2 separate regions of the Homo sapiens genome follow, and region 2 is linked to region 1. A link is a contact called in ENCODE Hi-C data. All regions are on one chromosome and are shown on one strand. The core of a region is the stretch at or near the end of the contact, and the rest is flanking DNA. Distances in the headings are between cores, read along the strand shown. Region 1 holds the start of SP9 (Sp9 transcription factor). Region 2 overlaps MAP3K20 (mitogen-activated protein kinase kinase kinase 20).

Evidence for each region. Hi-C counts contacts between places; a loop is a spot of excess contacts on that map. Pooled maps may share reads with other maps.
Region 2: a pooled map shows a loop between it and region 1 (2.4-fold over the local background). The contact joins the enhancer-like site here to the promoter of SP9 in region 1. A Hi-C loop is called at or near these places in 2 of 50 pooled maps.

Annotation. Positions count from the first base shown.
Region 1 is chr2:174,333,021-174,336,822 of GRCh38, forward strand. It overlaps SP9 (Sp9 transcription factor), which reads left to right and starts at 1,934. Exons shown (of 2, transcript NM_001145250.2): 1 at 1,934-2,093; 2 at 3,087-3,802. The coding sequence starts at 2,073. It overlaps LOC102724194 (a long non-coding RNA gene), which reads right to left and starts at 1,956. Exons shown (of 3, transcript XR_427194.5): 1 at 720-1,956; 2 at 537-605; 3 at 1-40.
Region 2 is chr2:173,263,155-173,266,956 of GRCh38, forward strand. MAP3K20 (mitogen-activated protein kinase kinase kinase 20) reads left to right here. Exons shown (of 20, transcript NM_016653.3): 19 at 591-741; 20 at 2,896-3,802. The coding sequence ends at 3,596. All of the region lies in intron 2 of MAP3K20-AS1 (MAP3K20 antisense RNA 1), which reads right to left. Among named protein-coding and RNA genes, the nearest start is that of MAP3K20-AS1, 17 kb to the right of the region's middle. RefSeq lists an enhancer at 1,318-1,825. Within about 2 kb of position 1,642, at least 5 of the 41 ENCODE cell types and tissues checked have a DNase peak (open chromatin) inside an H3K27ac peak, as active enhancers do.

The DNA.
Region 1 (3,802 bases), core at 684-3,183:
TTCTCTTTCTCTGTCATAATTTCCTTGGTGCTTTCGCCACCTTAAACAAAAAAGAGAAAAAAATAAAATAAAAAAAACCCATTCTGAGCCAAAGTATTTTAAGATGAATCCAAGAAAGCGACCCACATAGCCCTCCCCACCCACGGAGTGCGCCAAGACGCACCCAGGCTCCATCACAGGGCCGAGAGCAGCGCCACTCTGGTCGTACTTTTGGGTCAAGAGATCTTGCAAAAGAGGAGAGAAAACACGGGAGGCACAGTTCCACATCCTTGTCACTTGCACCGGCTCCGCGACAACTCGTCGTTTGCACCCGAGGGTTTGGGGTTGGTAGTTTAATTTTTTTTTTTTCCTAAGAAGCAGGGTGTGGGTTTAGTGGGGAGTGTGCTATATTAAAACCAGTGCCCAGGTCTGCCCGAGGGCGCTGGTATTTCTGGTTCAAAAACAGCTTCTGGCTACCCTGGAGAAGAAAGAGAAAGCGGGGCCCAGAAAGAGAAAAACAAGCAGGTCAGCGGTTGCTGGGGGACTCGAAGACGCACCCTGGTCTGCTTGAGGACGCCTCTTTTCACACTGACAAGGTCCAGGGAGGACTTCAGGATGCTTCCAGCCTGCAAAATGTGGAAGCGCCCACGTGTGGCCTGGTCCTCCGCCCTCCCGGGTGAAAGTCCTGGAGAGATTTCTCGGGCGCGTCCGTGAAAGCAGGGCACTAATGGGGAGCCTACCTCTTAAAACAGCGCACTTGCCCTACGGACGAGCCTCTAGGCCCTGGTGGTCTGGAATGGGAGTGGGTTGGAGCTGGGACAAGAAAACTCCACTCCAGGATGAAACGCGACATGCAAATCTTCACCGGGTTAAACAAACAGCCGAGCAAGCTGCAGCTTCAGCGGAGGTGGAGGTGGGGGCGGACGCCGCTCGCGCCGGTCTCTGTTTCCAAAGTTGTTACAGTGAGAAAATAAGCGGCTTCGTGCAGCGTGTTGTATGGGCTGATGCCTCCCACCCCCATGCCAGCCCACAGCAAAACCCGGCAGATAATCAGCACATCCCACTGTTTAGTCATATTTGACAACTGGGTTAACCTGGTATCTAAGCGCTGGCGAAACCGTACAAAGGGTGCCCTCAATTACCACCAGAAGCCTCTAGCGTGAGTGGCACTTGTATTACCCCCCGGGTCAGAGGCCAGAGCGACAATTAGGAAGTCACTTACACCGCTGGGGGGAAATGGCGGGATGCAGCAGGCTCCAGGCCCTCCCAACAAATCTGTGGATGTAGATCTGTACAGAGAGGCCTATTTCGCTCCTCTCGGAGGAGCTGTCCCTTCGCGCCCCCTCCCCAGTATAACTGTGAGAGTGAAATTGAATCTAGTGGAATAAGGAATTGGGTAGAAGACACACGAAAATGATAAAAATCACAAGCAAGAATGATAGATACAAGCTGAAGTTGTGTTCTGTAGGCAAAAGCCTGGACACACAAAGTGAGGGCTCACATTTCCGTCTCCACTTGGGCCCTGCTGGTGCGGGCTGTGTCTGGGTGTCTCCTCCCCTCCTGCCTCCTTTCCTACAAGTGGGGAGTCGAGTAGGACTGTCAGCCCTAACTTGCAACATCTCGGGGTGGTTTGTGTGTGGGGGGGTGCTTGTGGCTCGGTTTCATTGGTACTTAAACCTGGCTTGGTGCGTGAGTGTAAATTTTTAATTGCACTGTAATTTCTTCAGTCCCCAGCCCGCCCTCGCCCCCCCCCCGCAAGTATCCCCCACTACTCCCCCCCACCCCCGCGGCCCTAGCTAGCTGACTTGACTGGCACGCGCCGGGAGCCCGGGCTCGGGCCCCTCGGAGCGTCTGATTGGCTGCGGGGCAGCTCCGGTCTGCTCTGCCTGCGCCCTCATTGGGCGAGAGGCGCAGCCAGCGGCACTTCAAAGCGGGTGCTCCTCGCACTTAGGCTGAGTTTAGCCGGCGGGAGCCTGGAGTCCGCTCGGCACGAGCGCGGGGACGCGGGAGCCGCGCGGGACCCAAGCAGTTTTTCCGAGCAGCCGCCAGGCTCAGCCCCGCTCCCAGCCTCGCTGCGCAGCCAGAGACCTGCTATGGCCACGTCTATACTCGGGGTAAGTCGCAAGCGCGGCAACGCATTTGCTTGTTTTAACCGGAGTAATTTTTCGTTATGGCTTCTGGGGTCTGCGGCTCCGGAGAAACTGTTGCTGCTAGACTGCAGCTTCAGCTTCTATTAGCACTTTCCACATTTCTGGGACTGATTTTTCCCCAAGTTTTTGGAACCCAGAAAGATGCCTTTGCAAGAAAAGGCCTTCTTAATCAAGTCCTTTTTCATTTGGTTTCAAAAAAAAGCTAGAGGTTTCTTTTCTTCCCCTCGTGATTTATACCCCATCCCCCGCATTGCTTTGGGGATTTTGTTGCAATTATGCGACAATGGTGTTTCCAGAAAACAGTCTTAATCGTTTTGCAGTCCATCTAGTCACGCTAATAAACATTTACATTTCCGCGGCTCCCCAATTCGCCCATGACTTTGAAATCTGTCTCTGGCCGCTTATCCTCGGATTATTGTTTTCATAATCGCTGTTTTTGTGTGTATGTAAACTTTAAAACCAAACGTTTTCTATTAAAAAAGAAAAGTCAAGTCGTAGCCACCCTGGGAGAGCTGCAAGTTTCGCCCGTCCCTGGCAGCTGTTTCGGCCGCCTCCGCCCTCACCCGGTGTTTGTTGTCTCTGGTCTCTGTGTTTACCTTCGCGCTTCACCCCGAAGGGCGACTTGGGGTCTTCTGGGAGATGAGCCGGTTTACGGCGACAACCCAAGTCCGGTTGTAGGCAGGGTTGCAGCGGGGAACACGGAGGCATCTTTGATTTATAGCCTCAGCGAAGTGCAACTTTCCGGCGCCTGGACCTTCGCCCGGGTGATCGCCCCTGCTCCGCGCCCGGTGCGGCGACTCCTCCGCGGGCGCGTGGGGAGGAGGCGCGAGGCGGGGAGCCAGGACCCCCCGGGAGCAGCCGCAGGGGACGAGGCTGCTCACGGGTGCACTTTGTTTCTTCCCCCACTTCCTCTTGCCCTCCTCCTTCTTGCTCCCTCCCCCATCCCACCCACTCTAGGAAGAGCCGCGCTTCGGAACGACCCCGTTGGCCATGCTGGCGGCGACCTGCAACAAGATCGGCAACACGAGCCCGCTGACGACGCTGCCAGAGTCGAGCGCCTTCGCCAAAGGCGGCTTTCACCCCTGGAAGCGCTCCTCGTCCAGCTGCAACCTCGGCTCCAGCCTCTCGGGCTTCGCGGTGGCCACCGGGGGCCGTGGCTCGGGCGGCCTGGCGGGCGGCTCGGGCGCCGCCAACAGCGCCTTCTGCCTGGCCTCCACGTCGCCCACGTCGTCCGCCTTCAGCAGCGACTACGGCGGCCTCTTCTCCAACTCGGCGGCTGCCGCGGCGGCAGCGGCCGGGGTGTCCCCGCAGGAGGCGGGTGGCCAGTCGGCCTTCATTTCCAAGGTGCACACGACGGCAGCCGACGGGCTGTACCCGCGCGTGGGCATGGCGCACCCGTACGAGTCCTGGTACAAGTCGGGCTTCCATTCGACGCTGGCGGCCGGCGAGGTGACCAACGGCGCGGCGTCGTCGTGGTGGGACGTGCACAGCAGCCCGGGCTCGTGGCTGGAAGTGCAGAACCCCGCTGGGGGGCTCCAGAGCTCGCTGCACTCGGGCGCCCCCCAGGCCTCGCTGCACTCGCAGCTGGGCACCTACAACCCCGACTTCAGCTCGCTCACGCACTCCGCCTTCAGCTCCACGGGCCTCGGCTCCTCCGCCGCCGCCGCCTCCCA
Region 2 (3,802 bases), core at 392-2,891, 1.1 Mb before region 1:
TGACCTAGTGTCCTCTCCTTTTCCTGGTCCCCATTTCTTACTTCTTGATCCTGTCTCACTTTTGCATCTGAGACCCTTTCCCCTCCGTGCAGGTAATTCACCCCACCACCTTCACTCAGTTTCCTTGATGATCCAAATTCAGTCTTAGGCAAACATGGTGGTCAGATTTTCATTTATTCAACAAAATAGCTGTCATCAAGTACTATAAATAGAAGATGTAATTTTTTATTTCTTATTAAACAAAGAGGTAAGTTGAGATTTGTCAAATATAATAAATTCTGGGAAAAGACAACCATATTTTTTAGCTACTATAGTTTACTAAGAAATTTATGTTATAATCCATTAAGGAATAAGTGCTATAACCCACTAAGAAATAAAGTGGTTAAAATTTTTCTTTTCATTGAATTAGCATATTTGGGCCAACTGTTCAGAATATTTTCCTAGTGCATTATGATAGTGTTCTAAGAGGTGAAACTGAAGTGATATAATAACCTGGATGACTTTCTTTCCCATTTTATATATGTGTGTCTATTTGGTCATATGTTTCTATTTGTCTTTTTTTTGTCTTTTTCGTTTGTTTGTTTTACCAGAGTGATGTTAGAACTCCAAAAAGCACTAAACATGTCCATTCGATTCAGTGGAGTAGAACAAAACCTCAGGATGAAGTGAAAGCAGTCCAACTTGCCATTCAGACATTATTCACCAATTCAGATGGCAACCCTGGAAGCAGGTCCGACTCAAGTAAGTTAGTGTTCCCGTATTAGATGTGTGCTAGATTCCAGAAACTTAATTATGACATTTCCAGATGATCTAAAGACTCAGAGGATACCACCTCAATCAGTTAAGATCTATCTTTGAGCTTCGAGTAGCAGAAAACCCAGTTGCAACTGGCTTACTCCAATAATTCCCCAAGTGTGGCCCCAGGACCAGGAGCATCGGGATCACCTGTGAACTTGCTAGAAATCCAGATGCTCAGGCCCAAACCCAGACTTACTGAATCAGAACTCTGGGGATAGGAGCTGCAGTCTGCATTTTAAGGAGCCTTCCCAGTGATTAAGAACAACTCTAAAGTCCTTAAGCCACTGATTTAAACTGTAATAAAATTTATTATCTTCCATAACAAGAAGCCCAGAGGTAGGGCAGGCTCCAGGTGCAGTAAGATAAGCTGGCTCAACCATATTCAGAGAGTGGAATGAACCTTCCCTTCTTTCTGCCCTGCCATGCTCAATAGGCTGCCTTTGCCCTCGGCTCCTCTCCTGTTTACAGTCATCACACAAAGATATCACAACGCCCAGAGGAAATAACGGGTTAGGTCCCTACCTGTTCTTATATATAGGAGTAAGGAAAACTTTTCTAGAAACCCCCAACAGACTACCCGTCAGCAATTCTGCTTTGGCCAGAATGGAGCAACCTGTCCGTTCCTAAACATAGCATGAGCACATCTGACTTAAACTAATTAAAGTCGATCCCTGGAGCCAGAATGCAGTCAACTCTCCCGATCACGTGGCTACATGGAGGGGGATGGAGACTGAGCAAAATCAGGGTTCTATTGGAAGGCAAAATTCCAGAGAAGTCAAGGCGAGGAAAGAAGGCATTGTGATTCTGTATGCTACTGCTCATGTGACGTATGTAAAGTAGTCAAAGTCACAGAAACAGGAAGTAGAAGACAGTTAACAAGTGGCGGTCAGGGGGCAGGGGAGAAGGGAGGGGAAATGGAGAAAGAGGAAGGTAGAGATTAGTGGGTATAGAGTTTCAGTGTTGCAAGATGAAACAGTTACAGAGATCCGCGCAACAATGTGAATATACTAACACTACTGAACTAGAGGCTTAAAAATGGCTAAGATGGAAAATGTGGTTTTTACCACAATAAAATACACACATACACACAACAACAACAACAGAAGAAGGCATTGTGATGGACTGAAGCCTGGGAGGAGTCTCTGGAATTGTCTGGACAAGTCACTCACTTCAGAGCTCGGGGTCACCTGTGCCCAGGCAGTGAGGAGACAGAGACATGTGCATGCTCTGATACTCTCCACGCGCACTATCTGCGTGAGCAGGGGGTGGAGTAGCTGAGGAAGCTGAGGCTGGGAGGACCACCCAGGAACTCTAGAACATGGGTAACGTTGTTCAGGCTCGGGGGAAAACAGAAAAGATCTCAGGTGTGAGGAACTTGCTTATTCACTGAAATATAGCTTACTAAATGGTTCTTGTTAATTCACCATTTTCTTTTATCTTAACTTCTTCCTATCTGCCAATGCAGCTTCATTTTTTTATGCTGAAAATACTTCTTATTCCCGAGCCTCAGGATCTCTCCTGTGGACACGTGAACGGTCTTTCTTCCAAACAATCTCTAGCTGTCTCAACCTTCGGAACCTCATTTCTCTTATCTGCATTTAGGGTCCTTGAGGTTTTAAAAATGCAGGTGGCAAAACAAACCTTTTGTTTACTAAACATGCCCCTGCCACCTGAACATACTTTCTAGAAGTAACAACACAACTATGTAGGAAGAAGATGGGATTTAGATGCAGAAGGACTTGGTATTATTGACTGAGTGATCTTGGGCAAGTCATTTGACCTCTCAAGCTTCCTCATTTATAGAATAAAACTATTAGTGTTTACCTAAGAAGATTACTGAGAGGATTAAATGAGATAGTGTAAGTAAAGCCCATGGAACAATGCCAAGCACATAGCATATATTGAATAAGTGTAAATGTCCTTATTTTTTAAAGTATTTGTAATAAAAGAAACGTCCTTATACATAGCCTAGAATTTCTATGAATGGTAAAGCTTAGAGCATCCCAAACAGCCCTGAATTATCCTAAGACAGGCGTATGAATTAGACATGCAGCTTTAGTGTGGCTTAAAAGATGCTCATTTCCATTTCTCCCGCAGGTGCTGATTGCCAGTGGTTAGATACTCTGAGGATGCGGCAGATTGCATCCAACACTTCTTTACAGCGTTCCCAGAGCAATCCTATTCTGGGGTCACCGTTCTTCTCACACTTTGATGGCCAGGATTCCTACGCTGCTGCTGTGAGACGGCCCCAGGTGCCCATTAAGTATCAACAGATTACACCTGTGAACCAGTCCAGAAGCTCGTCTCCTACTCAGTATGGACTGACCAAAAACTTCTCTTCCCTACATCTCAACTCTAGGGACAGTGGCTTTTCCAGTGGCAATACTGACACCTCTTCAGAGAGGGGTCGATACTCAGACAGAAGCAGGAACAAATATGGACGTGGTAGTATATCACTCAATTCTTCTCCTAGAGGAAGATACAGTGGAAAGAGTCAGCATTCCACTCCTTCAAGAGGAAGATACCCTGGAAAGTTCTACAGGGTTTCTCAGTCAGCACTCAATCCTCACCAGTCGCCTGACTTCAAGAGAAGCCCCAGGGACCTCCACCAACCCAACACCATACCAGGGATGCCTTTGCACCCTGAGACTGACTCAAGAGCCAGTGAAGAGGACAGCAAAGTCAGCGAAGGGGGCTGGACAAAAGTGGAATACCGGAAAAAGCCCCACAGGCCATCTCCCGCCAAAACCAATAAAGAGAGAGCCAGAGGGGACCACCGTGGATGGAGAAACTTTTGATGAATTGAACTACATAGCTTTTCTAAGCAGGTTAAAAAAAAAAAAAAAAAGAAATGTAATGGTTTTTGATAATATGATCCCTTCAGATTGAATTAACGAAAAGACAACACTTCCAGTTTTTGGATTGGGAAATACCTTCTAATTGAGACTATAGCCAAACCAGGGCCAAAATTATGGATATTGGTCACCCAGTGATCATAACTAGG